Linked DNA regions of Homo sapiens: region 2 is linked to region 1. Evidence: read pairs that join two places in POLR2A ChIA-PET (ENCODE). Cell type or tissue: A673. All regions are shown on one strand.

What was found. ChIA-PET counts read pairs that join two places held together with the same protein. Peaks named below come from ENCODE experiments on the same cell type or tissue, not always from the same donor. Only the 100,000 strongest peaks of a DNase experiment are listed, where the experiment ranks them.
Region 2: POLR2A ChIA-PET joins it to region 1 with 14 read pairs; 1 of 35 experiments calls an interaction of 5 or more read pairs at or near these places.

What each region holds. Positions count from the first base shown.
Region 1 is chr11:46,834,020-46,836,519 of GRCh38, reverse strand. The region is part of intron 1 of CKAP5 (cytoskeleton associated protein 5); the gene reads left to right. Among named protein-coding and RNA genes, the nearest start is that of CKAP5, 11 kb to the left of the region's middle. In A673, no CTCF peak of the experiment used is centred here; no DNase peak of the experiment used is centred here.
Region 2 is chr11:46,289,558-46,292,057 of GRCh38, reverse strand. The region is part of intron 1 of CREB3L1 (cAMP responsive element binding protein 3 like 1); the gene reads right to left. Among named protein-coding and RNA genes, the nearest start is that of CREB3L1, 13 kb to the right of the region's middle. RefSeq lists an enhancer at 211-914. In A673, no CTCF peak of the experiment used is centred here; a DNase peak (open chromatin) is centred at 1,257; H3K27ac peaks cover 2,160 bases.

The DNA.
Region 1 (2,500 bases):
GCTGGTCTCAAACTCCTGGCCTCAAGCAATCCTCCCATCTCAGCCTCCTGAAATGCTAGGATTATAGGTTTGAGCCACTGTGCCTGACCTAGTGTTCTCACTTTTTAAAATTATTCGTTTTCACGACATTACCTTTTTTGAAAATAAATGTTAGTTTTTTAAGAGGAAACTTTTTAAAAATTAACTTTATTTTGGAATAATTATAGATTGTTCCAACAGAAAAGTTGCAAAGATGATGTGTAGGATTCCTGCATACCTCTCACCCAGTGTGCCCTGTTATTAACATCGTTTAAACAAACTCCAGATTCTGTTTGTGTTTCAACAGTTTTTCTATTCATGTGCCCATTCTGTTTCAGGATCCAATTCAGGGTAACATATTGCACTTCGTGGTCATCTCTATTAGCCTTCTCTGGTCTTTGGCAATTTCTCAGTCCTTCCTTGTTTTCATGACCATGACCATTTTGAGGAGTACTAGTCAGTTGTTTTGTAGACTGCCCTTCTCTTTGTCTTTGTCTGATATTTTTCTCATGATTAGTCAAGAATTACGTGTTTTTGGAAAGAATACCATAGAATACCATATCATATCAGGGGTTTTGTGATATCCATGTGACATCATTAGTGATATTAACCATGATCACTTGATTAAGTTAGTGTTTGCTAGGTTAAGTATTAAAGTTAGTATTTTTCCCTTTCTATAGCTATTCTTATGAAAATGAGTAGCCAGGTCTAGCCCACCCCCAAAGTGGGTGAAGGGATTAGATTCCACTTCCCGGAGTTAAGGGTATCTACATATATTCGGAATTTTGTAAGGAAGATTTGTCTCTTTTCACCCATTTATTGCTTTATTCCACTGTTTGTATCTTATGGACTAGTGTGTATGTGTGAGTGTGTATTGGCTTGTGTATATTTATTCTGTACTTTGAGATTTTATAATCTATTTTTTTCCGTCGAATAATTCCAGCTTTGACTGTTGGGAGCTCTTTTTGGTTGGCTCCTGTGTCCCTTTGACATGCCCCCATCTTTTTAATTTTTTTTTTCTTTTTGAACACTTTCTTATTTTCTGGTACTTTAATATGCTCCAGGCTCATCTTTTATTTTCTCTGCTCTAACCCTAGAATTAGACATTTCTCCAAAGATTTCTGGTTCCTTTTGCTTGGTATTTAGAAACCGAGATCTGGATACTCTGCCGTCTGCTCCTTGCTAGTGGGGTGTCAGTGTTTCTAGGCCTTCTCAGCCAAAACAGCCAGGTAATATATATATGTATTTTAAAGGATAATGGTGGATGATTATTCATTTATACTTTATTTTTATTTTTTTAGTTGATATTTTATTTTATTGACTTCTCTCAAACAGATTCTATTCACTCTTCTATGCACAATTTCAGCCTGCTTGGTTCTTTAAATCAATTGCTAAATTAGAAAGAAGGCACTGCTACAAGATAACTAGAAGTGTTAGCTTGATCACAAAGGTCGCGAAACGAAAGCTGTAAAATATAAAGCCAGCCTGAGCAACATAGACAGACCTCATATCTAGGAAAAAAAAAAAAAATTAGCTGGGAGTGGTGGTGCATGCCTGTGGCCCAGCTACTTGGGAGGCAGAGGTGGGAGGATTACTTGGGCCTGGGAGGTGGAGGCAGCAGTGAGCCATGTTTGTGCCACTGTATTCCAGCCCAGACGACAGAGTGAGACCCTGTCTAAAAAAGAAAAGAAAAATCTCTATCCAGTACATAAAAATATTTTTATGCTTTAGAGGGCTGCCTACAAATTTTGAGCAATGTTTAATATGGGAGATTCCTCCAAACCTATGGATAGTCCCCTTGAATATCACCAAATAGCATATAATTTTTTAATAGTGAATCTGCTTTCTATAGGATGAAAAGGAATAGATTGCTTGTACACCCAGAGAAGCAGTTTGTTTTAGACCAGAGAGGACTTGCCTTACTTGGTCCTAAGGGCTGTAACCCGACTTAGGCTTCTCTTTTTTTTTTTTTTTTTTTTTTTGAGATGGAGTTTTGCTCTTGTTGCCCAGGCTGGAGTGCGGTGGTGCAATCTCAGCTCACTGCAACCACCGCCTCCCAGGTTCAAGCGTTTCTCCTGCCTCAGTCTTCTCAGTAGCTGGGACTGCAGGCATGTACCACCATGCCTGGCTAATTTTTGTATTTTTAGTAGAGATAGGGTTTCACTATGTTGGCCAGGCTGGTTTTGAACTCCTGATCTCAAGTGATCTGCCCGTCTTGGCCTCCCAAAGTGCTGGGATTACAAGTGTGAGCCACCGCACCAGGCCAAGTTAGCCCACTCTTATATCAAAGGACTGAAATATAGGTTTGTTTAAGTCTGAAATCAACCTAAAATCTCTCAATGACACTGGGATGATGCTTATAATGATATAGTAAAAGGCCAAGCCGGGTGGATCACCTGAGGTTAGGCTTTCAGGACCAGCCTGGCCAACATGGTGAAACACCATCTCTACTAATAATATCAAAATTAGCTGGACGTGGTGG
Region 2 (2,500 bases), 540 kb after region 1:
GAACACAGTGGCCAACCCGCCAGGGCTGCTCTCTCGGCCCCTGGCCAGCTGGAAGGCCCTCCTCGCCTGGAGCCTACCGCCTCACTCTGGCTGGAATTCCCTTGGCCTCTCCCCTCTCCTCAGTGTACTCAGCATTCAGCCTCTGACATCCTCAGCGGTCCTGGCCTGAGTTGTCCTCAGGTTTTATTTTTGGAAGGAGTGGTATTCTCTCTCCTTATTTACTCCCTTCTTTCAGGGAAGGTGTGGGACCCCTGGGCTCAGCTGGGGATTAGGCTATTGACTCCAATCCCTGGGGTCTGGAGCTCTCTGGGCCTCCAAGGGAGGGGACCTCCAAAGACTCTTGACCCACCCGATGCTTCAAAGCCAGCTGTCTCTGCCTTCCTTCCCCCACCCAGTAGGTGACTAATGCTTGCCCTTGCCCTTCTTGAAGAGCCCTGCAACGGCCAAAAGAAATCATTACAATTTTCGAACTGAAAGGAATTTTGGCATCATTAGGTCCACCCCCTCTTACGTGAAGAGGCAAAGCAGTTCAATGGTTATAAGCAAGGGAGTCAGACGGACCTGGTTCTAATCCTGGTTCTGCTATACACTGTGCAGGCTTTGGACAAGTTACTTAACCTCTCTAAGCCTCAGTCCTGAGTATAAAATGGGAACGTTCATATCCACCCCACCAGGTTGCTGTGAGGATTAAATGAGACAACAATTGCGAAGTGCTTTATATAATGCAGGACATATAGGAGGAAGGCTCTCATTAAATGTAGCTGTTATTATTACAGATGAAGAAAACCGAGAGCTGGGGATGGGAGTGCACTTGCCTGGGGTCACACAGCCCAAGGTAAGCAGCCGTTTCCAGAGTCATTCATTTGTCTCTATCTCCCTTCCAAGGAGAAGAGAAGGACTGGCACCAGCCCAAAGGCACATTTTCCTTGAGTCAGTCGGATGGGCAAACCACTGGGTCTTCAGTGCCTCCCTCCTGCCATCATACCCTGGCCCACCTCTGTGGCAAGCATTTCCTCCATTGCCCCAGGGGCCTCTTTCTTGCTCACTGAGGGTCAGGGGTCTGGGGAAGAGACCCCAGTACTCAGCCCCAAGTGGCCCCCAGGCCAGTGGGACTCTGAGGGGAGCGGGGAGTGCTGGGTCCTGACATCACAGAGCAGAGAAGCTAGAGCCACAGTTATGCAGGCCAGCTGGGGCCCTTCCAGTGCATCCAGATGTCTCAGGAATGTGCTGAGCTGGGAACTACCACCTTCCTTGCCTCCCCACCCCCAACCCCTCATCCCCTTGCTTGCTCAAGCTCTGCCTCCGCCCACCCCCTTGGCTCCTCCTCTTTCATCTCTCCCTGGGAGGCCTCCTGTACACTGTCCCTCTGGCACCGTGCCACAGTCAGGCTCCCTGTTAGTCCTCTGAAGGGATTGTCAGAGGCAGGAGCCCTTCCCCTCCTGCAGACCCCAGGGGCTGAACTTGTGGGGTGGAAGGAGATGGGAGCTAACTGGGAGGAGAGAGTTCCAAGCAGATAGTGCATGCCAGATCCCAAATGTGGAAGTGATTTGCAGCCCTGGAGAGAAAGGGGTGAAGGCCTTGGGGCGGCAGAGGGCAGGGCTGGAAGGATGGTGAGTGGGGCTCTGGGCATCTTGTCCCAGCCAATGGGTAAGAGGGTCAAGGAGCTGGTGTGCCAGGCTGGGCTGGGCTCAGGAGGAGGGTTCAGACCCTCCTAGGCCCCTGGGGTTCATAGAGACATGCTTTGTCTGATAGTAGAGGGTCCTGAAGTATTGGAGGAGATGGGGGAATCTTGTTAGGGTCCTGGTGTTGGGCCAGGAGCCAGGACATGGTTCAGGCTGGAGCTCCCAGCCCCAAAGAGGAACAGCCTGTCCCTTTGCAAGGGCGGAGTTGCCTTGGGCCTCCCCAGGCCAGCCTAGCTCTCAGTGCTGGGGGTGAAGGAGCCAGAAGGGAACTGGTACTCCTGGCCCAGTGCGAGAGTCACATCAGGGCACTGAATAGTAGAAATCAGAGGAGAGAAGGGACCTGGAGTCAGCTGCTGTCCTGGGCTCAGGGAGGTCCCACAACTCTGTTCCCCCTGGGGGAGAGTCCCTGATCACCCAGACAGGCTGACAGCTGAGATCCGCCTGATGGACCGCAGGCCTCCTAGCACTGAGACCCTTCAGAGGAGCTGGTGACCATCACCTGGTGCAACCCAGAACTATCGTTGGCTCCCTCCTGCCTGCTGAAAAACTCCCAGCTCCTCAGCATGATACTCAAGGACTGTCAGAAACTGATCCCAACTTACCACTAGAGCTGGAGCCCCCTCATTTTCTCTCCTCTCCAGGCTAGTTGGATGGACCATTCCCAGCTCCTTAAACCTGCTGTGGTCCCCATGGCTGTAGGACCTTTGCTTATACCTCTCCTGGTGCCTGCAGTGTTTTGTCCTTTATCTCCTCATTCTAACTCTTCCTATCCTTTAAGGGGCCAACTCAAATGCTGCTTCCTCCAAGAAGCCTTCCCT